Linked DNA regions of Mus musculus: region 2 is linked to region 1. The links are chromatin loops, found by intact Hi-C in ENCODE. Cell type or tissue: left cerebral cortex. All regions are shown on one strand. Each heading gives the region's core, and the rest is flanking DNA. Links, peaks and the distances in the headings are about the cores only. Region 1 holds the start of Cav1 (caveolin 1, caveolae protein). Region 2 overlaps Gm4876 (predicted gene 4876).

Evidence for each region. Peaks named below come from ENCODE experiments on the same cell type or tissue, not always from the same donor. Only the 100,000 strongest peaks of a DNase experiment are listed, where the experiment ranks them.
Region 2: it touches region 1 in a loop (2.3-fold over the local background); 1 of 42 quality-filtered maps calls a loop at or near these places.

Annotation. Positions count from the first base shown.
Region 1 is chr6:17,298,662-17,314,851 of GRCm38, reverse strand. It overlaps Cav1 (caveolin 1, caveolae protein), which reads right to left and starts at 8,517. Exons shown (of 3, transcript NM_007616.4): 1 at 8,373-8,517; 2 at 6,807-6,971. The coding sequence starts at 8,402. In left cerebral cortex, for the core only: CTCF peaks have their summits at 7,220 and 8,642 (motif pointing right); DNase peaks (open chromatin) are centred at 6,941, 7,152, 7,770, 8,716 and 1 more place; H3K4me3 peaks cover 2,537 bases; H3K27ac peaks cover 1,786 bases.
Region 2 is chr6:17,144,340-17,160,529 of GRCm38, reverse strand. All of the region lies in intron 1 of Gm4876 (predicted gene 4876), which reads left to right. Among named protein-coding and RNA genes, the nearest start is that of Gm4876, 19 kb to the left of the region's middle. In left cerebral cortex, for the core only: no CTCF peak of the experiment used is centred there; DNase peaks (open chromatin) are centred at 8,990 and 9,296; H3K27ac peaks cover 1,146 bases.

The DNA.
Region 1 (16,190 bases), core at 4,182-12,181:
AACTGCCCATCCAGATGATGAGGCAGCTTGTTGGCTATGATACAAGGCAGGAAAGACCTGACCCTAGAGAGTGGGGAGAAGGGAGACAGGGTACACCTGGAATGTGAAAATGTTGTATCATCTGTTAGGTAAGGGAGCAGAGAAGCAGTAACTACTACTAAGAAGCAGTAACAGATGATTGCCAATGTGTTTTTATGCTTTGTCTTCCAAATTGAGGCACTTGTTCCCAATGGGGAGCACTATTAATAGTTGCTCAAGGTTAAAAAATAATCCTGATTGCTCAAAACTGGGCAGTGTTATCTGGGATAGGGCAACATGGAACTTATGGTTGCCCCACTCTGCTTACCCTGGGGCTTTGAGATTCCAGTTGGCTCTAAACTGAAATGACCTCAAAAAGATGGAAAATCATTGAGTAAGGGTGACTTGGGAGTACTCCACAGCATTTCAAAATTCTCTGACAAGCTTTAAGATGTCCAAACCCTCAAATAATGTGCTGTCAGGGAAAAGTGTCAAAAACAAAACAACACAAACAAACAATCTATACCACATGACTCGTCTGTTCTCAAGGAGTAGAACAAAGAGTATGTATCTTTACGCCAACTTGGGCAGAATTATTTCTAAACCTGAAGTTCCAAATGGACAGATTTGGGGAAGCCCAAGCATCTAGACTTTTAAGAATTCCTCTAATGACTCTGATGCCTTAATTAAATCTGTGAAACCTCCTGGGTTTGGAAAGAAACCATCCATTTTTTAAAGACTTCAGATTTCAAATGTTCGATAGAAAAAATGGAAAGCCGATATGTGAAGAGAGGTGATTAAATATGAACTGCAATATTTTCTGCAATTCAATCACAATTTTTCAGAATTCAAAATGGACATTGTTTAAAAGTATTTTGTTAGCATGGTAGTCTTTCCACTATGGCAGAACATCTCTAAATTCCTCTACATTAGGCCACTTTGTAAGAGAGCGGAGCTCTTTTATTACATTGTTTTCAAAGACATATATATCTTTCAAAACAATATATCCTTGTAAAGATATTTCATTAACATCATAAAAGCTTTATATATATGCATATATCATCTTACATGCAATGCATCTCATATAGCAAACATTCCAGAGAATGCATATGCATACATATATGCATATCCATACAAGTTCTCCAGAGCATAAGAAAGGGTGCATACATCCTGGCATAAACTCTTCTGTAGGCATTCATTCTCCCTACTGAAAATATAGTGTGATAGAAGGACCCAGAGCCCCACAGGTCAGTGGACACCTCTCTTTAGCAATCAGATCTATCTGGGAATTCAGTCATAGAGAACTGCTGTTTCAGAGTAGGGTAAACTAGAAAGAGCTAGAAAGTACCTGCTATTGTATACACTTGAATGAACAGGATGCATAAGCAGGTGGCTTTTGAAATTTCTGGATCTTTTAGATCCTGTTCCCTACTGCAGTTGTTCATAACTCAATCCTCTAGAAAATGTAGCCAGCACTGCTGCTAATGGAAAAATATCCCATATCATGGGCTCTTCATAATTCAAGGATATATAGTACACTTTGTCATAATAAGAAATATAGATTTCAATTCAGTTAAAGTCAGAATTTAGACAAACAATTTCTCACTATATTTTTACCTTAATATGGAGATGGATATAAGAAAAAAGCAATTTTTAAAGAAGCATTTAAAATATAATATGTAAAATACATAATATATTATATATTATGCATTAATATATAAGAATAAAATATTATATAATATTTATGTAATTATTGGCTGAACATAAACTTATTCATATGCTTAGGAATAAATAATGTCTCTCATTTTAGTATCTTGCTTTGCTCAATAATATGTAAAACTTGCAATCAAGGATGTAAGATTTATAACCTGGACATCCTGAATTCTAGGTATGATTTCAGTTGTTGCAGCATATTTATTACCATTTTAAGAAGCACCTTAAACAAAGAAGTCCAATGTCTATCAACTCCAACAGAAAAGGTTGCCACCATGGTATTGGAAGTGTGCTTTGATTATTTGTATACTAAAGTGGCTTAGTTTTATAAATAATCCTTATCTGACATCAGTCACAACGTTTTCTAGACTTTTTCTCATAGAAAATGGTCACAGAGGCATGGAAAACCTCACTGATAATGTTCTGCTCACTACACACATGACTTTGCTCCATGAGTAATGAAAACTGAGTTTGTCCATATCTAATTATGTTCACGTTTTAGGAGACAAAGTTGCAAACAGATAATTTTACTTTTGAGCAAAGACCTCTTCCCAGATGTTCCGATTTGTCTCAGTGCTAATCCCAAAGATCACTAAGCCCATTTCTTCCCCATGACAATAATCCATGACAAATTATGTAATCTTATGCTTTCTTTTTTGGTGGTACATTTCAAAAGATCTGTCTTGAGCACCGTTTTGAAACTATGGAGATCTTTTTAAAACTTCATTAACCCTAATTTTTTATTAATGTCCAAAAGGGGGAACTAGAAACTAGGCAACTAATCATTACGTTCCCATAAATTATGTTGTTTTGTGCTCTGATGGTTCTATCTCTAGTGTATGCATCATTCATTTCATATCACATCTGCACCATGGAATCATTAAGTCCATTATACGTTGAGAATATTTCATGTCAAAGATGTATTTAACAGACCAAACCCAGTGAACACCATTGTTCAGCCACATGGTATACTGTAGTATTGGTGGTTGTTTCTTTTTGGGATTGTGTGGTTATCTGGGAGCTATGTCTCACTCCCACCTCCCAGCATCACAAGAGACCATTGTGCTACATATCACTGCTGGAGTAGGAAAAGGTCAAGATTCAAATTTTTGAAGCATAGCTCCTACTGAATTTGCTCTATTTTTGTAGTCTGGAAAACTGAATAATCAGGTTGCACCATGGTGAGTTGTGGACTACTTGCATTTCAGCCCTTTCCTGTTTACCCAGTATGGCTACGTCACAGCTGTGCTTTCAACCCTAGTCTTTTCCAAAACTTTAGCTTCTCATATCAACGCCATCCTTCATTTATGCCACAGCTTCCCGCTGCGGACTTGGGAGCCTACAATCTTAAACTGAGTGTGATATTCAGGACTCTGCTACTTGGTTATAATCTCTCATTTCATTTTTATCGTGTTCTACTATGCCACATGAGCTCCTAGACTCCAATCAAAGTGAGATATTAAAATTTGCATGGAACAACTGCACCTAATACTAAGAGGTTGTGGTGGAAGAGGGGGAGGAAAGATGAGAAGAGTCAGAGGAATACATAGGTTGCTGTGACACTGTGTTTCCTAGAAACGTCAGAGCAGCAACACCCATGAAGCCTCACCAATATGGCTGCCTAAACAAGACCTTAGCAAGGATGACATGGTAGACATGCTAAGGGATAGAAATACTCACAAGGCCTCAACCCTAGACAAAAACTACAGGCAGCTAAGGAATGCTGAGAGTGAGGGAAACAGTCTTCCCCAGGTAGCAGCATACCAGTTAATCATCTAATACCAAATATCCCTGCGAACATACACAGACAACACTATATAGACAGAGCAGGCTATATTTTTATGTTTAGAAATTTATATGCACATATATTTGAAGAAAAAGCAGCCATGGATCTGAGAAAAAGTCAAGGGTTACAATGGGAGGGGCTGGAAGGAGGAAAGGGAAGTGGGGAGGGGAGCATAATTATAATCTCAAAAATTAAAAATTGTAATCAAACTTTATTTAAAATAATAATATGGAAGTGTCTAGGGGGATCAAAGAAAGGGAGGGGTGAGAAGATGGAGGGTAAGAAGGTATGGAAGAGAATATTCTCAAAATACAATATATAACAGTCTGGTCTCCTTCCGTGCACCCTCCTGCCCTCCTAAGCTTCTGCATATAGACTGTGCTCTCCCACCTAGGTCAGATCCCATGCTCCTCTTGACCCCCTCCATTAAAGGATTTAAGGAATCTTTTACCTACCTGCTGCTCTTCCTGTGACATCTTCCTGACAGTATCAGTGACAATCACTTTTGAGAACATTTTATTCTGCAATATGCGATACCACTTACTTTGACTTAGCATAGCACATATTTAGTCTATTTCTAAAATGACAATGCAGTTGACAGTGCAATGGAGCCTCATATTACTACATGCCAGGAGAGAGAGGGAGATAGAGAGAGAGAACACAAAACCACCTGTGGGGGAGAGTAAATAAATTGTGCTAATAAAACAAATAATAGAGCTACATGTATCTTGGTAGTCAGGGCAAAACTAAAGGATCCATTGTGGCTCTGTGTGTGTGTGTGTGTGTGTGTGTGTGTGTGTGTTCAAGATTAAGATTTTTGTAATATGTACATATCTTTCTTGTTTTATTAGCAGTATTAACAGTAATATTTTTATCTGCTGGACTTATTTTAAAAACTAAATCATAAAAATCCAGCCTAACACATCACAACATTGTAATAAGCTGAATAGCAATTAATAAGATCATATATTTTAATGCATTTTTTTTTTTACTTTCGAATTCTAATCATGGGTAATGAGCAAATGAATGAACATTATAAATGTCAGAGGAAGAATGGTGAATCCAACGTTTAACTATCTGGGTAAAAGAAGCTTAAGAAAACATTCAAATCATAATATTTTGTATATATGTAGATACACCGTTATGTGAAGTGTCAAGCCTCTATATGAAAACAGTTATATTGGCAATCGATTCTATATTGAAATGGATATTCTTGTTGCCAGAGGGCTAGGTGATCATGCTCTGTGTTGATGAAGTGCAAGTGTAGAGCATGCAGCCTTTGGGGCCTTTCCATGCCTCCACACTTGATACATAGGACTGAGACGAATTGGACTATGGTGTTCTTTATACCTTCAATCTGGGCCTCATTTCTTGTCTACATAGAAGGTTTGTTTAGTTGTGTTATTCAACTGGATATGAAGGTATCGGTGAAGAGCAGGGGACACTCTAGCAAGACACTGTCCAGCAGAGATTTCTATGATGGAAAATTTCTAGCTAGTTCTGTGGGGGAGGGGAGGAGTCTATGAGCAGGGGTAGCCTGGGTCTCTCTCTGCAAAACAAATGCTTTCAGAAGATAACCTCCTGGGCAGGACATCTGCCTAAATTCTTCTAAATTCTTTTCTCAAGGTTAGCTTTTTCTTGTCTGTCTGTCTTTCTGGATTTGCTCCTCCTGTGAGCAAGCAGGCAGGTATTGCTCTAGCTCTTCTAATTTCTCTAATTTGAGGAGCTCCACACTCACTCTTGACGTAGTATTTTGTAAACTGCTATTTCCTCCAAGCCTGTTATGCCTTTTTTCCATCTGTGTTGAAGTCTCTTTTCCCAGTGGGGCCTTCTCTCTCCACTTAGTCATGCTATGTGTGGGGACCCAAATCCACACTGCTGGCCTTTCTGACTCATCTCAGGAGGCTCTCTGGCTCTTGGGAATCCACATTGCAACAACAGGGAGGCTCCATAGAAGGGAGCCAATTTGTAATCATGAAATCTGCTTTTATAATTGGAGTCTCCCTCTTTGACCAACGCAGCACAAGAAGGGTGAAAAGAAAACTGCTCTTTCCCCTTTAAGGAAGTGTGGCTAATAAACGGATTTTTTAGCAATCTTAACTTCCAATTTATGAGGTGCCTTCATTGCTGGTTTTAAATATTCCACAATGTGGCCAAGAGAAAATGGTCCAATTTTCCTTTTTTTCTACCAGCAAACCAAGGGAGTCAATTTTGACAGATACACTTTCCCTGTAGTTGTAGATTAAGCCTCTCTCTCTGAAATATATTATTCATAAAGGTGAAACTGTACTGGAGCTCCTCCCATCCATAGATAGAAGGCTGTGGGTAGAAACTGCATCACCTCCTCAATGGTGAATCAGGGGCTGGGCAGGGCAGGGCAGTGTCTTCCGTTAGAACCCCTGAAGCTAGGATTTTCCTTGGCCCTCCAGGCCACTCAGAGGAAATCCTCTGCCAAGGACAGCTCGAGTCCAGGATTTCTCAACCCACTCAGATTCAGACAAGAAATTCCTTGAGCCAGAATTGTTGAAAGGGTCAAAGTTGAATAGCAAAATGATAATGAAAGTCAGACAGACCACTGTGTCAAGTCTATGCTGACCAACAACTCAGGAAAGTAAGGTATTTTAAATCTCAGCAAGGACATCTTGAAAATGGAACACCAATCTTGAGTTCTGTTAGCCCAGGGCAGGCTGACCTTGGCTGTCACCACACACGCACACATTTAACTAGAGGGATCCAGAAGTCAAGAGGTGGAAATGATTTTCAGTTTGGTAAATGAGCTTACCCTTGCACATGTGCCATGTTTCTATAGTTAAAACACCACACACACACACACACATACACTACATACAAAATATGTACACATATCTGCATATGTTATCGGTTCCACTCATTTCATATTTTTATGCTAATCATTTAGATTATTTAGCTGACAGAATCTGCTCATTCTGTATTCTGTTATTCACCAGTGGCACAAAGTCTCACACAATTATTTTACCAACATGGAAAAGAGCTGTAACTGGACTTTTAACCTGCCAATGGACCATAATAATTTTCCCTTCCCAAGTAATGTGCATGTGTGTGGTGGGGCACTCGTGGCTAAGGTTCTATGGACCCCCCACATCAACTGGCTAAATTCCTGCTGAACTTGCCAGCAGGAAGAGGCAGGCAGATGCGACATTTCTGACACCAGACCCGCAGGGGGTCACACACAGCCAAGCTCAAAAAAGGAGTGCTTGTCTGTCAAAGCTTGGGAGAGTACACTGTGGGACCCAGACAGCAACATGCTTACCTTGACCACGTCGTCGTTGAGATGCTTGGGGTCGCGGTTGACCAGGTCAATCTCCTTGGTGTGCGCGTCATACACTTGCTTCTCAGTCACCTCGTCTGCCATGGCCTTGTTGTTGGGCTTGTAGATGTTGCCCTGTTCCCGGATGGGAACAGTGTAGAGATGTCCCTGTGAGGGCAACCGGCCAAGCCAGGGGAGGGCGGCAACAGCGGTGGGAAGAAAAGTTCAGAAAGAAAAACAAGAGTCAAGAGTCAGCCTGGCTGTGCGGGGGTAGCCTGGCGCTACAACTTTTGCTAGCTTCAACCTCGAAGGAAAGGCTTGCACACAGAAAACTCCAGCGCTGCAAGCTTTTTAAGAGGACGGAGCGGAGGACACCACACCCCTCGGTACCAGGCAGAGAGCGCCTGCCTCCCGCGCCCGCCGCCAGGGGTCAGGGCGAAGTCCCATGCGCCCTCCTGCTCCCCACGGCTCTCGGCCCTGACTCCCCAGCCCAGGGGCTGGGGTTCCCGTTCCTCCTCCTCTGTATTCCTTCTCTCCGCCAGACCTATGACCCCACAACCTCACCTGCTCCGTGGTCCCTCTCTTAACCCTTAACACTGTCCTAAGGTCCCTTTCAACATTATCAAGATCACTCTGGACCAAACTGACAGACGTAATGGTCCCATCTTCACTGTCCCTCCGTGCTTCTTCCTTGCACCTGCCACAGCCCCTACCCCCTTTTAAAACCCACCTTTACTCCCTGGTTTTTCTTAGGCCGTGGGGGTGAATAAGTGGCTCACAATCTAACATACTTCTTTAGGCTGAGGCATGTGCCAAGACCTGTCACCCCCACCCCCATGCCCCAGAGGACATGCCATCTGAAGAACTGCCTGACCCACCCTTACTTAGATCACTCTCAGGCTGTCTACTCCAAGCTGAATCGTAGCCCTATTTGGGAACCGGGGTCTCCACGTTTAGTCCACCTGAGTGCCAAGAAGGAGTTGACAATGGCGGTGGTACTTGTGAGGGAGGAAGGAGGCTTCCCCCACCTCGGAACTCCCCCCGCCCGGGCCTCTCAGGGGCAGAAAAAACTATTGAAGTTCTCGAGAACTTCGCTAAGTGCAATACACGCATGCCGCTGCCCAAGCCAGCCACTTTAGGCTCCTGGGGGGTTGGGGTGGGGGGACACTGTCCAAATGAATCTCCTTCCCCCGAACACACACACACACACACACACACACACACACACACACACACACACACACACACACACACTGAGCAGCAGCCCTAAGCCTCCCAGTAGGTACGGGCTGGACCGCAGTGGGGTCTCGCGAACGTGTCATCTGGAAAACTTTTCTAAGTCTGGCAGACCGGGTCTCCTTCTTTCCCCTTTTGGCTCCATTGGTCTCCTCTCCAAAAGGAAGCCCTAAGACATTCCTAGCTTTTCACCTCCCCACCCAGCCCATTCCTCCAAGGTGCCAGCTCGAGTGCCGCGAAGGTGGAGAGCGGGCTGGGGCGAGGAAAGCAGTCCGAGCATTTGGAGTGGAAGATAGCAAAAGCAGGCACTTTGGAGCCCTCACCCAAGCCTACCTCGGAGTCTACGTATTTGCCCCCAGACATGCTGGCGCGTGGCTGGCTGCAGGCTCTGAGGAGGTTTCCCTGGGCTGTGATTTAAGAGAACTGAGGAAGGAAGATCTTGTATTGTATAGAGGGGGGAAAGGCGCTGGCGGGGGGCGGTGGCTGGGAGGGAGCCTCTTGGCTGTTCGCCAGGGGTTTGTTCTGCTCTCAGTTGGCTAGGACGTGCTCTGCGCCGGGTCTAGGCACATCCCCAAGGTTCTGGCAGCAGAGGGCGGGGAGTGCCGGCGGGGAGCTGAGAGCCTGTGAGAAAGCCTTCATCAGAGCTAGGCAGTTTGGGCAGATATTTTAGACTCGAGGCAACGTTTTCCCAGCTATAAACCTACAGAGAGGCATCCAGGGGAGAGCGCGTGTTTTCCCAGTGCATCATCTCAGCAGGGGTGGAGGGAGCCCAAGAGTCTGCAGAGATGCCCAGTATGGGCATCCGGCTCTGCAGAAAGAATTCTGCCCTGTCCTAAGCTGCCTCCCCTCCCAATTCGCCCACGTAGAACTGATCTGTCTCCTTGTTTCACAGAGAAAGATATAGAAGCGAGATGGCTGGGAACCTGAGGGAACATTTTTTTTTTTTTTAAATATAAACACAACGAAGCAATCTGTGTGGGCGCCTCTGCAATAAAGAAAATGAAATCCCTACCAGCAGGTTATACAGTAACCATAAGCACTTTGAGTATTTTCAACTGCAGAAAATTTTACTTAGAGGTTCAAGCTTGTTACTAGAGAGTTTTTTGTTTTTGTTTTTGTTTTTTTTGTTTTTTTTTTTTTTCTTGGCTCAAGATCGACGAGTTCGAACCCAGGGCTTTGTGTATTCTGCCTGGAGATTAAACACTCTACCACTGAACTACATCCTCTGCCATAGAGGATCCAAGCGCAGGAATATGTGCTTGACTGTGAGAGAATGTTTTTTGTTTGTTTGTTTGTTTGTTTTATTTTTTGACAAAGTAGTTTTTCTTTTTAAGTTAACAACTAAAATATCAGTTTCAAAAGCTGGCCAGCCTCCTTTGTCTTATTGTAAGGAAAAATAAGATAAACTATAGTTGCTTTTTACTAAAGGAAAGAGTAACTAATTAGAGACAGTAACTAAGCAGTTTACTCCCCACCACCTCAAGGATGAAAGGAAATTTTTACCTAAGCATTCCTATGCAAACACTCCCAATGCACACTGGAAAGGACAGAGAGTACATTTTTAAAATTGTTTCCAAGAAGCAGGAGCACGGGCTCATGAGAAGGATGAAGAGGAATCCCAGGGCTTGAAAACAGATAAAATGGAACCCTGAAAGAACTGATCATCTAGCTGGAAAGAAGACCTGAAAAGACCAGTAACCTGGGTCCCCGGCTGATAGGGAAGCAATTGTTAATTAATTATTTGATTAATTATAAATTTATAATACATTTTATTATAAATTATAAATATATTATTTATGAATAATTTATTTATTTTTATCAGGGTGTGACACCCATAGCTAATGGGAACGGCGTGCTATTTCAGCACTTGCATTTGTCATACTAATCTAATGAGGGTGGTTAGCAGTATGTTGTTAAAAAATAAAAGGGTGAATTTTAACCAGGAATGGCAGGGGAAAGTCGGTGTGGTAAAGGTTAGGTAACTTATGCTGGCTGTTCCCTATGAGATTAAAGGTCTTTTCAAAGGCTAGTCTCCTTAGTTTTATTTCTACTAAATTACTTTTCCAAAATCTTTTATCAACTCGTGTGTCAACCTACACGGTAAGCCAGAAAAGGCCTTCTGGTTCCATGTAGCTGCCTTAGCTACCTCTGAAGATCTCTTAGGATATCGTTTGTCTACTATCTGCATTGTCTTTCAGAGATATTTGCTTCGAGGCCATTAGGATTCTGTTCTAGGGAAAAACGTAGAAACTGGTTCCCACCCATTGTTTCAAGCTGACGAGTTTGCCTTGCATTCCCGGCAGAAAGAAGTTCTGGAAAGGTCCTTCAGTGGATGCCTACCTAAACCAGCAGAGGGAAAGCCACCTCCAGGGGAAAGCCCATATCCAAGTCAAGTCAACAGCGGCTCTGGAATCATAAAGATTAGGGGAGTGCTCTGGATGCCAAGATGAATCCGCAATGACTAGAAAAACGATAGCTGTTTAGGTGACCCACCTCAACAAGACACAGATGCTACAGAGAAACAGTTCTTAAGGTCTTGTGACAGCTGACTGGGAGAAATGACTCTGACCCCATGAGAAGTTAACTCTGCTAACTTAGGTATGAGATTTAAGTGAATAGGTGATATAAATAATCCTTTTCTTTGATATTCACACATGTGACTTTGGGCTTGAGGGAAAGTTAATAGCTTTCTCTAAATCATTTGCTGGAAATGAGTATTACAGTTTATTTATTTGCTATTTTTCGAATGTCAGATGCAACTTTAAAAGCCTGAGGATTCTGCATCAGTAGAGATACTTAACTAAACATGGTAATGGTCATCTAATCCCGCTATCTTAGACATAAAGACACTGATGTCTGGATACACTAACACTCCTGAGGAAAATAAACTGTTTCTAAGTTGACAACTAACTGCACTTGTTAAGTTCCAGGACACAGGATCTGCTTGTGGCTAAATAACAATTAGCTGCTTTTTTTGTGTTCGCCCTGCCTTTCTTCCAGGCCCATCTTCCTACCGTGCTTTATCTTTCCCATTCTCATGACACTGAGTCTTTTTCCTCTTTTCGTTTAGTTCTATCTTTTTTCTCTTCTCTGGTTAGAAGCCTAAGGTTAAGCAATACTAATAGTCTTAAGATTTAAAATCCAGGGCTGGAGCGATGGATTAGAGGTAAGGAGGGTTATGAGAGCTTGCTGCTCTTGCATAGGATCTGGGTTGGGTTTGGTAGATCACACTGTCCATAACCCTAGTTTTAGGGGATCCTCGGCCCTCTTCTGGCACTGACACTCACTTGGTGTGCACAAATACACGCAGGCAAACACTCCTACAGACAAAAGAAAATAAATACATCTTCAAAAGGAAAAACAAACAAACAAACAAGCAAATCTTTCAATATTTCATAATCAGCTTAGAAAAGAGATTTGGGAATGGGTTGTAAATGGTAAATGGCTCTGTGTGTGTGTGTGTGTGTGTGTGTGTGTGTGTGTGTGTGTGTGTGTGTGTGTGTAACTATGGCAAAGTCACTTACCACTCATTCCAGACTTGAGCTATATCTCAGAGGCTTTCCTCCCAGCACTGCTAATTGGCTGGTAGCCCTCATATGCTTTCCTCTACTTACTCTGTCTACCAGGTTCCATGGAGGTCTTCTTCCCTAATTTCATGGATTTCACTTGGAAAGTAACAGCATTCTGACTGAAGATTTGTTACCTTGCTGATTCCTTTCTTCCCTGTCTGACAGGGAGCCTAGCTGGAACTTCTTTGCTTGAATCATCATCATCATCATCTTCTTCTTCTTCTTCTTCTTCTTCTTCTTCTTCTTCTTCTTCTTCTTCTTCTTCTTCTTCTTCCTCATCATCAAATATCAATGTATTTGAGAAGGCTGGCCTTGAACTTCTCATCTCCTGCCTCCACCTATCAAATACTGGAATTTATAGGCATGTCATGCCCAGCTTTTCTTTCAGTATTTTAATGATATTTATTTATTTATTTGTTTATTAAAAAAAACAAAGCAAATTATATCTTTGTTTTTCTGATCAAGATGCCCGGAGAGTGTTTCTAATTAGATTTACATTCTTTAGTTTTTAAAAATGGAAGACATAATTGATGCATATCCATCGAGATTGCTGAGAACATTCCATAAGATGACACAGTTAAAATATTGGTGCAATTACCTAAATTGTAATAGATGCCACTAACCCTCAGGGACAGAGTTTAGCCCACAAATTCAATAATGGAATGGACACATTTTACTTCACAAAATGTCTTAGTAAGTGTTCTATTACTGTGAAGAGAAACCATGACTATGACGACTCTTCCAAAAGAAAGCATTTAATTGGGACTTGCTTACAGTTTCAAAAGTTTAATCCATTTTCTTATAATGGGAACCACAGAGACATGCAGGCTGACATGGTGCTAGAGAAGCAGCGGAGAGTTCTACATCTAGATCTGCAGGCAGCTGGAAGAGAAAGAAAGACACTGGGCCTGGCTGGAGCATTTGAAACCCCAAAGCCCATCCCCAGTCACACCTCCAAATCACTTTCAAGTAGGACTACTCCCTAATAACCCAACATTCAAATCTATGGGCATGTGGGACCATTTTATTCAAACTACCACTGTAAAATATGTTTCCTGTAAAATAATACAACTGTCCAAAGTAAGCACATAATATGAACAGGCCCAATCAAGCTTGATGGTAAAATCATTTTGTCTTATTTGCCTTAGAACGTAAGGGGACAACATTATAGACACTGTTAAAGTCATCTGTGAACCATAGCAACCCTTTTCTATAGCTAAACTTAATTTCCCTAACAAAACCCAATTTCGTTAGGTAGCAGAAAGTTCACTGAGGACAGTTTGTACTTTCCTCCATTCCTCAGTAGTTTGTTTAGAAGTGAGCTTGTGAATTGCTAAGGAATTCAATTCTGAGGCATGTATAGGTCTTAGGATGCTTTGCAGCCCAATGACTGTAGGAATCACTTCTCTGTCCTCAGGCAGTGAATGCCCGTATATCATTTTTCATGGTCCTTCCATGCACCTCTTAGGAGATACTCTTTGGACTGTTCCTCCAAAGTCCCCAGAGTGGTACTGTTAGGAGGTGGTGGAGACATTATGAAGTGAGATTATTAGGTCACTGTAGGCAAACTCAGAAAGAGTACTGTCCCTACTATAAAGCAAATAGTTTTGTTCTGTTCAATGCTCCCACCATGTGCTACTTTAAAACTGGCCCCAAAGCCGGTACATCTGACCATGAACTACAATCAAACTGTGAGTCAGAAAAATTCTTTTTTCCTTACAAGTTGATTACCTCAAGTACTTGTTCCAGAGGTGGAGAACTGACTAGCGTAGGACCAGTAATGCTTATTATTATTATCTTATTATTTCAGTGCTGTCCCAAGGGCTCTGTGGAAATACGATAAACTGTAGAGACAGGAGTGATACAGGAAGATCCATCAATCCCAAGTGAGATAAGTCACTCCCTAGCCTTGTCATGGCTCATTGAAACAATCTGGGGGTCGCTACCAACATTTGCTCTACTCAGGAACCGAAAGCATTATCTTTGCTCTCTGAACCTTATACACTATCTGCTTATGAACATTTTGTTCTCTAAATTCTTTTCTCTTGAGCAGGTAGCCTATTCCTGGGTCACCCAGTAATACTTCTATGCTGAGTCCCCCAGGAACAAGGCTGAGGGGATGAAGAACATCTACTCTGTTTTTTGCTTTTTTGTGTTTTTTTTTTTTTTTTTTTTTTTTTATATATATATCACAGTTCTGCTTTGGGATGGAGAGGGGTGCTCCAGGGGCATCAGTAAACTTTAGAAAGTATCATTATTCTCAGCAACATCTCTGTACTCTACCTAGTTTGTCGGAACAAACCAGCTAACTCAAATTGCAAATGTTTAATCTTAGGATTTCTGTAAATACGTCTATTTCCCAGACAGCTTCACATTACAGCCTTTGCCCTTCTATTAACTCAAAATAGTAATAACCATATGATCTCCATTTAGCTTTTCCTATGTCAGTTCACACTTCTATCAGTAAACTTTCTACTACTCAAATCTAAATTAATCTTATGGTTATTTACTGTTGAGTGAAATCCCCAGAAAACATTTAAGCACCCAATGCTGTGATGAAGTTGAATTTATTTTAGCTGGGTATGGTGGTACATGCCTTTAATCCCAATACTCAGGAGGCAGAGTCAGGTGGATCTCTGCTTTTGAGGCCAGTTTCTATGCAGAGAAACTGTTTCAAAAAACTAAAACCAAATTAAACCAACCAACCAACAAACACATAAACAAGAAAACTGAATTCACTTTTGTGTCAGACTTAGGGTTTCCATTGCTGAGAAAAGACACCATTACCAAAGCAACTCTTATAAGGGAAAACATTTAGTCGTGCTGACTTACAGGTTCAGAGGTTTAGTCTATCATCATCATCATGGCTGGAAGCATGGCAGCTTCCAGGCAGACACCGTGCTGGGTAAGCAGCCAAGAGTTCTATATCTTGATTCAAATGTAATCAGGAGAAGACTGGCATCCTCAGGCAGCTAGAAGGAAGCTCTCAAAGCCCACCCGCACAGTGACCCATTTCCTCCAACAAGGCCATACCTACTACAACAAGACCACACCAACTACAACAAGACCACACCTCCTAATAATGCCACTCCCCGGGACAAGCATATTCAGACCACCATAGGGTCCCCATCACAACTTGCTGAAAGCTTGGTCACCTTGTGTTTGCTAGGCTCCAGTCCATTGTAACTTTATGGATCTTTCTGAATGGTTGCCATAATAGCTAACTGAAAGTGAAAGTTGATGGGAATCAACATGATTTCATTATTATACATTTGATAAATATTTAAAAACTAAACTTTAGGGTGTAGCAATCACTTATTTCTACAGCATGGCTCTATAAATCAACTACTATAAAATCTAGTAGTTTTAAAGGCTAAGGAGACAAACCTTAGCAAGTTTTGATTGAACACTATAGTGATTTGAATATGCTTGTTCCAGGGAGTGGCATTAATAAGAGGTATGGCCTTGTGTAGTAGGTGTGGCCAGGCATTGACCTGGTCTGACCCCAGGACAAGGGAGGAGAAACTGACCATCACCAATGAGGAAGCCATGCTAAGGTTGTAAATAAAGAGAAGCCAGAGGATCTTCAGAGACTGGCTTTTTACTGATTTTCTAAATTTTCATCTAAGCTTTAATATATATTGTATAGCCATCCTTTGTCTCATTCCTAGAAAGCATTATGCAGTGTATCAGCAATACTCTGGGGTAGAGATATGCTTGAAACTCAAGTAACATTCTCAACTCACCTAATTGTTTTATCATGATGGCATAGAATAACTCAAGCTAGCTGCCACGAAAATGAGTGATCTATTTTATTTATGTTGATAACTGAATCATAACTGTCCTTCCATTCTTTAAGACAAAAATATTTCTTAATCTAAACTTATAGCCACTAGTAACATGATCTAAGGATTATATATTCTGAAAGCATGAGGTTGAAAATAAATGTTTGTTCATTCTTTCATCTGAGTGGATTTATATCAATAATGAAAGCCCAAATGCAATTCTATTGAATATAAACTTGAAACTACTTACTGTAAAGAAGTCTCAGGTGTAGAAGTTTTCAGAAAAGTACGAAGCTAAGTGTTGAGGGAAATTGCTCCATTAAATCTAGTTGAGAGATATTGAGTAGTGGAATAATGACTGCATTTCCTCCTGCTCAAGCAAGCTAAGTAAACTGTAACTCCCTTTTGGACATTTGACTGTCTCATAAACACTATTCAGAACTGACTACAAGTGGTGCTATAATATAGGATATGATGCAACCTAGTGTACTTTGATATAATAAAGCAAAACCAACATATACTATTTAGAGGAATATCTGCATACTGTTTTTTATACTATATTGACTCTCAAAACAACCCTGATTGGTGTGGTTCATAGTGATCTAAATACCTTTAAAAAGGCACAGACAGAGAAACAAATGAAAGAGCGTGTAACTACACACTATTATTTTTAATAATAGTGGGTCAAAACATATTTTGAACCTGAAGTAGTGATAAATAGCAAAAATTTAGTTTGCACATCACAAAATCATAAAGTGAAGATATGAAACTGACATCTTTCTTCGGCAAATGTAAAT
Region 2 (16,190 bases), core at 5,568-13,567, 160 kb after region 1:
GTATATCCATTGCAAAAGAATGGAGCTAAAATTTTACCTAACACCACACAAAAACAAACCCAAAACAAAAATCCTAAATGTAAGATTCACACCTTTAAAACTTAGAGAAAAACAGAAAATTCTTTGTGAAGTTGAATTTGTCAGTGATTTTTGGATATTACACAAAATAACATGTCAATAAAAGAAAAAAAACTGGGCAGATTATCTTCATGGGAATGTCATTTAAAAGTGCATCCAAAATGCACTTTCAACCGAGCAAAATGGCAGTATTCATAATGAAAAAAAATAACTACAATCCTTATAAAAGACTAATTTCAGGTACAAAGAGGGAATATGTAAATGTCACTTTTATTTCCTCAGATGAAATCATAAGATGAGAGCTGCACGCAAGACAGCTGGGCGGAGCCCAGAGCATTTTCTTCTCTGTTCTAACCATCCCTAGTCCTAGGCCTGGAAGCTTCTATCCTCTGTACTATCCAATATTCCAAACTGACTGATTCAATCTGGCTTCTCTCAGTTTCTGACTGAATTGCTCTACCTGAATTCATACTAATTTGGGCAATATGTTTTAATCTTCTGACTCCTTATTCTCTGGATCTTTCTGTCTTCACCTGTGTCTAGCTTGTTCTCTCTGCAACCTGTCTCTGTACAACTGTCCCAGTAAAACTGTCATGCATTGTGGGTGCATCAGTCCTTCTTAGAAAGTGGAACAAAATACTCATGGAAGAAAATAGAGAGACAAAGTGTAGAGCAAAGACTGAAGGAAAGGCCATCCAAAGACTGCCTAACCTGGGCATCCATATACAGTCACCAAACCCAGACACTATTGTGGGTGCCAAGAAGTACTTGCTGACAGGAGCCTGATATAGCTGTCTCCTGAGAGGCTCTGCCAGAGCCTGATGAATACAGAGGCAAATGCTCACGGCCAACCATTGGACTGAGTGCAGGGTCCCCAATGGGGTCCTTAAGGGAGGAGTTAGAGAAAAGACTGAAAGAGCTGAAGGGTTTTGCAACCACATAGGAAGAACAATAATATCAACCAACCAGATCCCCCAGAGTTCCCAGGGACTAAACCACCAACCAAGGAGCTGGTCCATTCATGGAATTCAATTACTAAGGTGTGTGTGTGTGTGTGTGTGTGTGTGTGTGTGTGTGTGTGTGATTGAATGGCATTTAAACATAGGCAGCTTTGGAAAATGGAAAAAAAAAACACATGACTAAGAGGAAAAAGGGGATACTACAAACAGGAAATGCTTGTGAATGCTTCAACTATAACCTTCTGCACCCAACCTCTTGTTCAAATTGAACAATATGTCATCTAAAACAGGTACTGCAGAAGTGACTGTTGAAGAAATAGCTGCACAAGCTAAAACAAGGTAGAAGAGAAACAAAATGCCTTCCTTAAACAGAGAGAATTTCCATTCCTGAAGTAAGTGGTTGTGTTTTATGAAGTACCCTGTGGTCTGAGCCCCGAGCCCTTGTATTCATCTGTGCTATAAAAAGTGTCTGCTGACTTAGGGCTAAGATAGTTTGTAATGAAGACTTTTAAGTGAGTATACCTGCTGCACTCCTGGGACTTATTAGCCTTTTGTTCCTGTATTGACTATGTGTTTACACATTAGAATACAACAGAGTAAGATGGATACAGGACAATAGAATAAGAAGTGTAGCTTATAAAAATTATGTGAATTTGTTTACTATATAAATATATATAGGACATTGGTCAGTCCCAGTGAATAACCTTTTCTGTCATGGTATCTGATTTCTCTGTTAAAGCTTTGAGCCAGGTGTGGTTAGACAGGCCTGGAATCACAGCCTTTGGAGGCTGGGGCAGAACTGTAACTTTGGGACCAGCATGGGCTACATAGAGAACATCTTTCCAAAACTAGAAAGATAGCAAAAACAACCCAAAGGTGGGCAGGAGTGGAGGGCCATAGATGTTAGCATAGGAGCTCTTCCATAAACTGGATTTTTTTATTACATATTTTCCTCAATTACATTTCCAATGCTATCCCAAAAGTCCCCCATACCCTTCCCCCTTCTCTCCTACCCACCCATTCCCACTTTTTGGCCCTGGCGTTCCCCTGTACTGGGGCATATAAAGTTTGCCTGTCCAATGGGCCTCTCTTTCCAGTGATGACCTACTAGGCCATCTTTTGATACATATGCAGCTAGAGTCAAGAGCTCAGGGGTACTGGTTAGTTCATAATGTTGTTGCACCTACAGGGTTGCAGATCTCTTTAGCTCCTTGGATACTTTCTCTAGGTCCTCCATTGGGGGCCCTGTGATCCATTCAATAGCTGACTGTGAGCATCCACTTCTGTGTTTGCTAGGCCCCGGCATAGTCTCACAAGAGACAGCTATAGCAGGGTCCTTTCAGCAAATGCTTGCTAGTGTATGCAATGGTGTCATCGTTTGGAGGCTAATTATGGGATGGATCCCTGGATATGGCAGTCTCTAGATGGACCATCCTTTTGTCTCAGCTCCAAACTTTGTCTCTGTAACTCCTTCCATGGGTGATTGTTTCCAATTCTAAGAAGGGGCAAAGTGTCCACACTTTGGTCTTCTTCTTCAGGTTCATATGTTTTACAAATTGTCTCTTATATCTCGGGTATACTAAGTTTCTGGGCTAATATCCACTTATCAGTGAGTACATATCATTTGAGTTCTTTTGTGATTGTGTTACCTGGAAGGCATCATCCTGAGTGAGGTAACACAATCACATAAATTGGAATTTTAAAGAACGGTTTCTTTCCCTGCTAGAACCAAGGCTCCACAATCACAAGAATACTCACGACTTCATTTGAACACATTTCATTTTTCTTTGCCAACAACTCAAATTATAGAATATTTCCTTCCTCATGACTCACCTGACATAGGTATGAACATCTGAAGAGACGTGGACATGTTTGGCTCTTCCCAAACAGATGTTTTGTTCACTAGAACAAGGTGACCGGCCAAGGCCAAGTGAACACAATGTGGTGACTCACTCGTGGCATTTTTTCCACATTTAGTTCTAAACAAGTTAAGTGCAAAGGCATTTGATAACTGTGATATTAGCCGCCGTGTTATCAGTTCATAGAGGGGCAGTCCCTCTTCCTTCCTCCCCTCCCTGCTCTCTCCCCCAAATCATGCAATCTTGGCCCAAGAGAAACAATCCAGTCTTTTAAAAGATAAGCTTTCGGTTTGAATGTTGCCACTTAGTCTTGAAAAGTTTGGATCTGGGGGTGTCTAGCCAAACTATTACTAAAATTCTTTCCTGACAATTATTCTGCAGAAATGGGAACTTTCTGAGGGTACCCAGCACAGGTAATTCAAATGCAGTTTAACTTAAAGCTGGAAATGATTCTTTTGATCTCAGTGACACGACACGAAGGGGTGTGTTAGGATTGTGGTAACACTTAGTTATCATGGTAAAATGCATACCATCAAAGAAAGTGAGAAAGCAATGCTTATTTCTTCCATTGGGGCCTTGAGAAACAGTGGACTACCAATAACTATTGTAACAGATCAGCACAATTATATTATTTGTTATTTTCAAGTTGCATGAGCAATATTAATAATACTATCTTTGCAATTATGAATGTGACTTTATTAAAAACCAGAATATGAGTTGAAAGAAAAGGGGGAGAAGATAGTGCATATTTTTCTATATTTAAAATTTATTATTTTTATTTTTAAAAAAAATCATACAATATAGTCTCATCATCTTTCCTGCTCTCCCAACTTCTCTCAGTTCTTCCCCATATCCCCCACTCAACTCCATGATGTTTCTTTCTCTCTCTAAAAAACAAACAAGAACGCGAAACAAAACAAAAAAGGAACACACATACATGCAAACAAACAAAAACAACGAAAATAGGAAAGCAAAACACAAGTAAAAGGCCAATTAGGCAAAAGATGCCCAGACAAAGCAATTTGAGATAAGAAGTCTGCAGATCTACCTCTCAGTTCATTTTTTGTGTTGGCCATCCACTGCTAGGCCTTACCCTGAAGTGTAATTAATATACCATGGAAATATGGAGACCAAGTGTGGAGCAGAGACTGAAAAAAAGGTCATCCAGAGACTGTCCCACCTGGGGGATCCATCCCATATACAGTTACCAAGCCCGGACGCTATTGTGGATGCCAGGAAGAGCTTGCTGATGGAAGCCTGATATTTCTGTCTCCTGAGAGTTAATTATTTGTGTGTGTGTGTGTGTGTGTGTGTGTGTGTGTGTGTGTGTGTGTGTGGTGTGTATGGTGTGGTACTTGCAGAATCCAGGAGAGGGTGTTAGATCCCCAGCAGCTGGAGTGACAGACAATTATGAGCCACCTGATATGGGTCCTGGGAACCAATCTCAGTCTCCCGGAAGAGCACCAGTGTGTTCTAAACCAATGAGCCATTTCATCAGCCCCAGAATAGTGTTCTGATGGAAAGTCCTTTGAGACATGTCTATAACTGAAATGGCTAATAATATCCAATTGACATAAATTTCATGGGCATACCTTGTACCTGTCCAACTGTCTTGGTAACTTATTTCTGGGTTAGATAACCTACGTGCAATTGAATTGACTTGATCTTGTGAAGAAGACTGGTACCTGGGTTGGGGATAGGGGTACAGCCAAGCATACAGTAAACCTACTTTATCTTTTAGCACCTGTAAGCATGTCATGTTTTCAGTGTTTTACTCTTGAAACTCTAATTAAAATATTGTCTTATGTGTAGAATTAATAAATTAGAGATTCCTTACATGAGGCACCAAAATGCACTGGTTTGAATGAATTAATAATAAACTTTGAGTTACCAGTAAAGACAAAAATCAGAGGACTTCCACTTCATGTTATTTTATCAAGAGCCAGTTCAGACTTTGGTCCTATGAGACTCCCCTCTTCCTGTGCCTGTGTCTTCCACTGTACTTCCGAGTCTGTGCCTGCCTGAAGGCTGTCCTGTGGATCTCTGTCTCTGTGAGACTGTCCCTGTGTTTCTATCTAACAAATGGCTTCATTTATTGAATGACACAGAAAACATCACATGGGGAGGGAAATTGGGATACATTATAGAAAGCTTTAATAGTATTTTACAACAGATTAAGTCACTGCCTCCAACTGACCCCATACAATCAAGCAATACCCAAACACTGTTTCCAGAGTTTATGATAGATATCTATTTTGTAAGGCTGCTTTTAGCCTATTTTCAGTTTTCAGCAAATGATTGTCATAACTCACACACAAACACGCATTAATCTGGGTTGGGAACATAGTGGAGTATCTAACAACACTCATTCCATTTTGGCACTTATGCATAAGATAAGACGGTAGCAGAGGCTGTTAACGTTGCAGTACTTGGAATATTAAGAGGCACTGGCCTCTGCATCTAAATCTCCCTTCACTTCTCTAAATGCCGTACAAAGGTCACAATTTTGAGAAAGCTAATGGAAAGTAACAGCTGAATGTTAGGTGGAAACTGGCTCCCACACTGTGGTGTAGTAGGAGGTAGGCTTCTTCCAAGAGATGGTTGGCTGCAGCTGATAATTTACGTGCTTTCAAGCTTTATGGAGAAGCAAAATAAATTTCCTTTATCTTTGGCTCTAAGAGATAAAAAGCCATCTGCAAGCTTTCTAGTCTGGTGTGAGGCATGCCATGGTATGCATCTTTCTAGGTTTTGCTTTCATAATTACCTGACAAACGCTATTTGCTATCCTCCTTCTGCTGTCATAGTAACGCCTTACTTCCCCTTACTCTATAGGAGTACCGAATGCAAGCTGGGTGAAGAAATATTATGACCATACATTAGTTTAATTCAATCTTACCAAGTTACTTTTTAAATTAAATTTAATTCAATTATTACCAAAATTTCGCTAAGGAGAATATATAGCTGTAGAAGCCTTCTTCATTAGCTACCTCAATTACAACACGTGAAGACTGTGGTCGACCCCAAAAGCCAATTCTCAGTGTATCTCAACTTCTGCTTAGTACTCTTTCCTTAAATGTGGGCAGATTCTGTGACTTGCTAAGAACCAATATAATATAGAAAAGACGATGGCAACTCAGACTTTCATATGAGTTAGTGTTGTACCTGTACACATGTATGTGTGCAGGTGCACACCCTCTGTGAGTATGCATGCATTATGCATGTAGAGGCCAGGGCTCAAATTCTGATATTTTCTTCTGTGTCTTCTTCTACCTTATTTTTGGGAGGACAGGGTATCTCATCAAATTTAGATGGCACTCTTTTGGCTAGACTGGTTGACCAGTTAGTCCCCCTGGATCTGCCTCCTCAAAGCAAAGGCTATAGGAATATGCCACTACACCTGGCTTTTTTTTTTTTTTTTTGACGTCAGGTCTGAGGATCTCAATTCCAGTGTCAGGTTTGTGCAGCAAGTACTTAACTCACTGAGTCATCTTCCTAGTGTCAGTGTCTTAAGTTACAAGACATTAGGACACCATAACTAGAGACTCTCCTACCAATCTTGGCAAAGAAAATCACTGTAGAGTGTATGAATTCTAGGGTTAAGTTCCAAGTAACTGCACCAAAGACCTAAGGGAAACCAAGACCTTTGGTCGTACCTCCACAAAGAAACTAATTTTTTTTCATGTGCACATGGATCCTTAGTTTATTTTAAAGATTTAAACATAACAAAATTTACAAAATACATATCCCTGCCCCATGTTACCCTGAAGAATCTGAGTATTCAAGTCTGTAGGCTCTTCTCCAGGGCAGCAGAACCTGAATCTAAACCCAGCTCATCTGCTCTAAATCTCATGCCATTAATACATTACTCATTTTTTACTAGGTATCATCTTTATTTACATTTCAAATGTTTTCCCCTTTCCTGATTTCTCCTCTAAAAACCCCTTATCCCCGCTCATTGAAAAAAAAAAAAAAGGGGGGGGGGAGACATTATCTTCCCCTTCAATCTTCCAGATGAGACGGCAACCCAGATTGACAGGTTGTTTGTAGTCTATGCTCCCACAGAGACTGTCCTGTCCCAGATATAAATTTACAGACATAAATCTATAGTGTGACTGCAAGACAGGAAAGGTACAGCATTTTAAAATGCTGCATTTGTGGCAAAATGTGACCCCCACATATAACAAATGTAAAAGAGTTTTAATTAAAATTAAAAGAGTTTTTACAGTTTATCTAAGAATGGATTTGGGGCCCGAGAAAAGTGATCATACTTCTCGCTCAAGGTCCCCTTCAACGTAAAACCCATCCAGGCTAAGAATCTAAATTAAGCTGAGTGTTGAATAAAGTACCGATTTATACAGGAGAACAAAAACACTAGATCAGGTAATAAGGCATGTTTCCTATCTGAGTCCCTGTCACATACCTCCCCTTTAAGTTTAGTTATCTGTCCTAACTGAGAGTCACCTGAGAGAAATCTTGATTGAGGAACTGACCGGATCAGAATGGCTTGCAGGAAGATCTATGGAAAATTGCCTCAATTATTAATTGATGTAGGATGACCCCGTTCACTCTGGGTGATACCAGCCCTAGGCTCCTAGTCCTGGGCTGAAAAAAAAAAGCTAGCTAAGCATAAACCTGTAGCAAATCAGAGAGTGAGGCAACAAGGAGTGTTCCTCCACGGTTCCTGTTATCTGGTTCCTGCTCTGACTTTCCTCAGTGATGGACTGTGACCTACAGAAAGTGTGAGCCCAACGAATCATTTCATCTCAAGATGCTTCTGGTCGGAGTGTTTTGTCTCAGCAACAGAAGGAAAGTAGAACAATAATGAATTGGGGGAGAAATTAGTTGCCGTTGTAAAACCATTGTAGTTTGCCATGCCCTTTCACCCTGACTATAAATCTTAAACAGAAGTCAACCCCATGTGTTTCCAGTTAGCTTGCACTTGAAATATCCAAAAGTTTTGCAAGGACCATTAAAATCTAAAATCTTGTGTGAAGCCCTTCCTCCTCCTCCTCCTCCTCCTCCTCCTCCTCCTCCTCCTCCTCCTCTCTCTCTCTCTCTCTCTGTCTCTCTCCCTCCCTCCCTCCATTGTATGATAGAAAAAGGAGTTAGTGAGATAAGAAGTGAGAACAGAGAAATTTGAGTTTGAATCAGGACCACAGGGAAACCTATTAAAATGGATATTTTTATAAAATAATCTAAGTTGTGTGAAATCTGTTTTGCCTAAATACTTTGTGAACGATACAGCATAAGGCCTCTTGTTGAAACCAATATCCATGGTAAATAGCCACATGCTACATAAACACAGCATCATTGTGATACTACATTTTAAGTGGCTTCTGCTTTATTTCTAGATTGTAGTATAAATTAAGTGTTTGATTACATACTATTAAATATTATAGAATATTTCCCTATTACATGCTCAAATGAACCAATGTTATTTTAATAAATATTATTACAAATATGAAGTAGTATTTTCTATTGGATAATGTTGAAAGTTAATGAGTGTATATGAAAATAAAAATTTACAGTATTATTAGAATTTATGACCTATTTCAAGTAAATTATTTTATGTAGATAGTCACACAAACTAATGCTGGTAGACGATGATCACAAATTCTTTTGTCCTATTTTTTGACTGAGTTCAGTATCTCAAATCACAAACTAAGAAAGACAGTGCATCTGGAGTTCGGGATACGATCTCCCATGCCTCACTGTCCCTATCGTAGGTTGTACTTGGCCCAAACGTATTCCTTTCCATGTCATGTCTAGCATGATGGATTGTATGTACGTAAAATTATGTATTTAACATTATGAAATGGAATTGTCTCACAAAACTGAATGTTGGGTTACAGACAGCCATCCTTTATAGGCTGAAGCATCACCAGTATATTAATTGCCTCTTAACATGGAACAATGCACCTCACCGCTTTCAAGGCATAATTAACTTGAAGTGAAATTCATGACCAACAGCATCTGATGAAGGGCTAGTGTTTTACAGACTATTCTTGATTCCTCTGAGAAGCATGTTTATTTTGGGGTTTGAGCAGATGAATTTCTGCTGTTGAAAAGCACCTTGCCAAGAAGCTAGATTCTGAAATCTAGCCACTTTAATAAGAAAATCCAACTAGCAGTGCAAGTTATCCACCATCTGTCAGTGCTTTTATGGAGAACACTATTGCCTGGAGTAGGAGGAAAGAGAATAATGAAATTAAGGGTGTCACCCAGTCCTGAGATTCTGTGATATAAGTATCCTGGATTTATTTATATTGTGCAATGTATTGTAGTTTATTTTGGGGACTAGCTGTGTGTTGCTATGCATATATTTGTGTCACTTGAGCTGCAAAATAGGCTTCTCGAGGGTGCCCTCTGACACCATTTCTAACACTAATCTCCAGTGCCTGAGATGTAAGTAAAGGGAGTGGAGGGGGCGAGGGAGTGAAAGTGTTTCCCAAGAAGGCTGTAAACAAAGATTAAAATAAAAGGCTGCACAGAGAGAAGACTTGGCGATTTTAATTCTCACTAAGTTGAAAATGATGGATATCAGGGGTTATGGAGTGAGACAAACCATATGGCAGACACTAGTCACCCCCAAGTTATGTGGGACTTCATGTAACTTCGAAGGAAAAGGTAACCAACAGAAGAGAAGGTGGATGGTGTCACTGTAATGCACAAAGATAACCTGTAAGCCCCAGGAACGAGGTGAGTTCCTGGAATGCTGGGAAGTACAGTTCTTAGAAAATGAGAAAGCCTTGTGGGAAAGTACAGTGGCCTACTGGCTTGTGCGTATAAGCTCCTGCAACACATGAATGGGATCATTCCATCTGGGAAGTCTCTGGAGAAGGGGTCCTGACCAAAGTCCATCTCTTGGTCAGAATTTAAAATTTAATAAGTACTTGTCTTTAATACTTAATAAGCACTTTACTTTAATAAGTAAATTTGGGCCAAAATGGTGGAGTTGGTCTTTCTCATGAATCACAGGATTAACAGTTACTATTTGCTTATAGTTAGCCTGTCTACTCTTGTACCTATTACAGATAGAAAGCTTTTCCATTTACTTCATAGGTTTGGACTCAGTAATTCCATATTCCCAATTGTAAGGGTACCGCAAACAGTTTGGCTGCTGATGTCTCATTATAGGTACTGTAATTATTTTTATTAAGTAAAAAGAGTAATAGTTAAGTTTAGCTCTTAATTCACTCACACCTCCAGGGAACGTAAAGATTCATAAAAGTCAAGAGTCAGTTTCAAGTAACACAGAAGAAAAGTGCTAACCTTCGTAATAAATTGTAATCCTAAGAGTTAAGGTTAAAAATGTAATTCATTTTCTTTCTTTTCATTTAATGTGCACTGGCTTGTGTGTGTGTGTGTGTGTGTGTGTGTGTGCACGCGCTCGCGTGGGCGTGTGCAAGTTCAGCTGTGTGCTCACATATGTATTAAGTTACACGTGATTGAGTGAGTGAATTCACACAGTTCACACAGAGACTAAAAGTTGATGATAAATGTTCTTTCCTCTCTCTCTCTCTCTCTCTCTCTCTCTCACACACACACACACACACACCAGGGACTCATGATGCTGTGAGGATTTCCCTTTTCCCATGGGCCAGATCTGGAACTGGAGGCGTGTGCTTCAGCCTCTAGCTTTTGACATGGCTTCTGGGAATTCAAACCCAGGTCCTCACACTTGCATGGCAAGTTCTTCACTGCTTGAGGCATCTCACAATTCCGAGTTTTGACTATTGAAAGAGAGTTTTATTAGGACACGGCTCCTTGATTCAGACAGGAGAGCCCAGGGAGCTGCCTTCTACACCCAGCACTGAGGTTCCAGCCCACAAGATGCTGAGCATTTCACTGGAACAAGGGACTCTGCTAAGGTTCTCAGGGTTTAGGTTAGGCATGTTACAGATTGAGCTATCTCAACTTCTTCGTACAAGTATAATTGTTTTCTAATATTTCTATTCATTGATATCAGATAGACTATTGTTTAGTTAGAAAAAAATTAAGTGTCGAAAGGGAGCTAAAACCATCCAGTGGAGAAAAGACAGCACTTTCAACAAATGGTGCTGGCACAACTGTCGGTTATCATGTAGAAGAATGTTAATTGATCCATTCCTATCTCCTTGTACTAAGGTCAAATCTAAGTGGATCAAGGAACTCCACATAAAACCAGAGACACTGGAACTTATAGAGGAGAAAATCTTATAGTGCCCTTGAAGATTTGGGCACAGGGGAAAAATTCCTGAATAGAACAGCAATGGCTTGTGCTGTAAGATTGAGAATCAACAAATGGGACCTCATAAAATTGCAAAACTTCTGTAAGGCAAAAGCCACCCTCAATAAGACAAAAAGGCCACCAACAGATTGGGAAAGGATCTTTACCAATCCTAAATCAGATAGGGGACTAATATCCAATATATATAAAGAACTCAAGAAGGTGGACTCCAGAAAATCAAATAACTCCATTAAAAATGGGGCTCAGAGCTAAACAAAGAATTCTCACCTGAGGAATACTCTAATGGCTGAGAAGCACCTGAAAAAATGTTCAGCATCCTTAATCATCAGGGAAATGTAAATCAAAACAAACCTGAGATTCCACCTCACACCAGTCAGAATGGCTAAGATCAAAAACTCAGGTGACAGCAGATGCTGGCGAGGATGTGGAGAAAGGGGAACACTCCTCCATTGTTGGTGGGATTGCAAGCTTGTACAACCACTCTGGAAATCAGTCTGGCGGTTCCTCAGAAAATTGGACATAGTACTACCGGAGGATCCCGCAATACCTCTCCTGGGCATATATCCAGAAGATGTCCCAACCGGTAAGAAGAACACATGCTCCACTATGTTCATAGCAGCCTTATTTATAATAGCCAGAAGCTGGAAAGAACCCAGATGCCCCTCAACAGAGGAATGGATACAGAAAATGTGGTACATTTACACAATGGAATACTACTCAGCTATTAAGAAAAATGAATTTATGAAATTCCTAGGCAAATGGATGGACCTGGAGGGTATCATCCTGAGTGAAGTAACCCAATCACAAAGGAACTCGCACAATATGTACTCACTGATAATTGGATATTAGCCCAGCAACTTAGGATACCCAAGATATAAGATACAACTTGCCAAACACATGAAATTCAAGAAGAATGAAGACCAAAGTATGGACACTTTGCCCCTTCTTAGAATTGGGAGCAAAACAACCATGGAAGGAGTTACAGAGACAAAGTTTGGAGTTGAGATGAAAGGATAGACCATCTAGAGACTCCCACACCCAGCGATCCATCCCATAATCAGCCTCCAAACCCAAACACTATTGCATATGCCAGCAAGGTTTTGCTGAAAGGACCCTGATATAGCTGTCTCGTGTGAGGCTATGCCCGGGTCTGGCAAACACAGAAGTGGATGCTCACAGTCAGCTATTGGATGGAACACAGGGGCTAGAGAAAGTACACAAGGAGCTAAAGGGGTCTGCAACCCTATAGGTGGAACAACATTATGAACTAAACAGTACCCCCGAAGCTCACGTCCCTAGCTGCATATGTATCAAAAGATGGCCTAGTCGGCCATCATTGGGAAGAGAGGCCCCTTGGTCTTGCAAACTTTATATGCCTCAGTACAGGGGAACACCAGGGCCAAGAAGTGGAAGTGGGTGGGTTGAGGAGTGGGGGGGGGGGGCTATGGGGGACTTTTGGGATAGCATTTGAAATGTAAATGAAGAAAATACCTAATTAAAAAATAAGTAAATAATAAATAAAAATTAAGTGTTGACCAGTTTCTCATGTACCCTAACTCTGTCAGGTATAGGGGCAAACTGGCTTCTGTGGGTTTTCAATAAGCCATGTATGACCCTATTAGGAGATGTTTCAAAAGCGTTTCTTAGCATTTTGAACAAAATATTTGCTCCCTACTGAAAATAGTTTAATATCAAGTCCCAAAGGAATTCCTTCAGCCTCATAAAGTTGCTTTTAGAACTTTGGGCTTTTGGCCTTCCTGTTACAAATACTGAACACATAGTCTGTCTCCAAATTCAAACTGGAGTATGTTGTATTTATCTTCTTAAATTGAAACTTTTACCTAAATCTTTCATTAGAGAATATTGTACTACATCAAAGCAATCTTCCAATCTAACACTTTAGTACCCATTCATAACTGTGTGTTTTCTATGCAGCTTAGTTTGCCTTTTGGTGTGATCAGACCTTCACATGTCTTCTCCTTTCTTCACCAGCTTGTTTGTCCTAGGGATGATGCACCTTGACTCTTGAAAGCATGGCTTCAGATTTCAGTTGTATAGCTCACCAGCTGCCCAGAAAATCACTAACTCACAGCAGTGGTTTGAAACCCACTGGCTTATGATACAGGATGATCACAGTGTGATCACTGTGGGGGTGCATGGGGCAGGAAGCATGTACCCTGAGTTCTAGTAGCACGAGTATGTGGACTGGGTACTGCAACTGCCAGAAACTCTATCTTATCAATGGATTGTTCGGATCAATAATTTATTCCCACTAAGGAAATCACGTTTCTCTCTCTCTCCCTCTCTCTCTCTCTCTCTCTCTCTTTCTCCCTCCCTCCCTCCCTCCCTGTAATGACATCACTTTTTAAAGTTTATACACTTTATCATAAAATCTGGTAAATAAACTAATATATATATCACACACCAATATCAACCAGACCCAAAGTCTGTAGAGCTCAGTCAACTTCCATACAGTCCGAGGGGGTACTTGGAATGGAGTCTGTGAAGCTGCACCCTAACTGTTACACTTTCTGTTTTTAACTCTGTCCTGGATTTTGGTTTTGGTGGTAGGTAAGTGCATAATGAATACTGGATACATATTTTTCTTAAAATAGCAACCTGTTTTGACTTAATAAGACAATTATTATGCAAGTAGTGATCGAGCCCAAATGTCAATTTGTGGGCAAGCTCCAGACACAGGGAGGGCATGGTGTGGTAAGTGGCATTTGTGTTGATGGTAATCTATGTGTGTTAGATTCTAAAGGAGATAAAAGAGAGTGTAGCCAGAGCTGGTTGTTATGCAGTACAATGTCAAATGTGACTCCTAAAGTCCACTGGATAGATGCATGATTATGGTATGTTATAAACTTGAGCACTTCTTTCCATGTATTAACAATTCACTAAGGAAAGTAAATCTAAACAAAATGGATATTACAGTTAAGCACGTTTGACTTGTTTTTGACCATGATTCAGAGATCTCATTCCTCATTCATCAACTGGTGTACATGGAAGACAAGAACAAATGGAGTAGGAACCCTCAGATTTTCTATCTTTCCTGAGCCACTTCCGTCATCCTTTAGCATATGGCATTATCTCCCAAATCACGCCATGTAGTCTTTCATCCCTTTGTTCCTTCATCAGCCACTTCGTTCTTTTGTCCTCTTTTACACCTAGACTTTTCTTTGCCGAGACTGTACTCTTCTAACAATTGTGCGGAAATATTTCATATCAAGGTTACTCAGTACACTGTCAAGTTTCAAATCATTCTCCACCCTTGGCTCAAGTATTGCTGGACTCTGGTGCAGAGACCGGTCTGTCTTCTTTACCACCAAGCGCTGGACTGCAATTAGTGTTCTCTCTCATCCTTTTCTTCCTTCTGTCTATTTCTCTCTGTGTCTCTCTCTCTGTCTCTCCTCTCCTCTCCTCTCCTCTCCTCTCCCCTCTCCCCTCCCCTCCCCTCTCCCCTCCCCTCCCCTCCCCTCCCCTCCCCTCTCCCCTCCCCTCCCCTCCCCTCCCCTCCCCTCCCCTCCTCTCTTCTCTTCTCTTCTCTTCTCTTCTCTTCTCTTCTCTTCTCTTCTCTTCTCTTCCCCTTTATTAAGGCCTTTGGTTTTAAATATCTTTGTATACAGATGACCCTAAATCTCCAACACTGGCATTCCCATGAATTTTAGATATGTATATACAACTGCTAATGTCTGTGTCTTCCTAAATTTAAAAGAAATAGAAAGGAACATCAAACTTACCTTGTCCGTAATAGGACTCTCGATTTTAGGGGTGGAATTTTTCTTCCTAAAATATTCCTTATCTCAGAAAATTGAATATATTTGGAATTCCTCATCAACAGACAAATTGACCACTTTAGGGTTAACTACATATTCACTTTTCTTTTGTGTTCTGTATTTTTATCAATAATTATCATCCTTGTTGTTGTTCAGTGCCAGGAATCAAACCTAGGACCTCAACGCCAGTTAACATGCCATACTCTCCCACCATTGAACAATATCCAGAGACTGCTGACACATCTTTCTTTGTGCTCACACAAGTTCATATGCAGGTATGGGCTGCAAGTGTATGTGTTCCTGTGTGCATGTAGAGGTTAGACATTAATCTTGGGTATTGTTCCTTAGGAAACACCCACTCTAGTTTTTCAGAGAAAGTATCCCACTGGTTGGCTTAGAGACAATCAACGAGCCCTGAGGATCTGAATGTCTCCACCTCCCCAGGGCTGAGATCACAAGTGTGGAGTTATGTCTGGCTTTTTAATGTGGTTTCTGGGACAGAACTCAAGCTTTTGTCCTTGTGTGAGAAGACTTTTACAGCCTGAGCCATTTCCTCAAGCCAGTGGTTTTTTTCTTGCACATTATCTTAAATTTCTATAAATGTTTTATATTCATATTTTCTTGAGTTTACCCCTCTTTAATGTTTTTTATTTTCTCTTTTCTCATACATTCATTTTGTGTTAGTTTCCTACCTAAAGAAATTATATGGTTAGCTCATTTAATTCTAAATTGAGCTATTTTAAACTTTAAACTTCTAGTTTTTCATCACAAAGCACCAGAATTTAAAACTAGGGCTGGCACACACACAATGAAAGTTTGCCTGAGTCATTCATTATCTGTTAGGATGCTTGTGGGTCCTTATAGATCCTTTTGCGTGTTCCTTACTTGGAGAGCATAAGGATCAGCAAGCAACATCCTTGTTTGGTGTTTGTTTACCTGCTGGTTTTCTTTTTTACTCCCTGTCCAACCTACAATGGTGCTCCAGATATCCTTGTTGAGTTCCTGATCCCAGGGCATAGCATTTCACTAAGTAGGGTGACCAACCGACTTCTCTACTGTTTGTTGTAAAGAGAATCCTTGACCAGATTAAGGAAGTTTACATCTGTCCTAGATTGCCAGAATGGGTGCTTTCTACCATGAAGAGATGCAGGATTTAGCCAATGTTTTTTCTGTGCCCATACAATAGTGTTTTTAAAATATGAATGATTGCATTGATTTTTATCTTTTAATTTTGTTTATTTGTATCATTTTTCTTAAAGCCGTTCTTACATTGATTTTTTTATAG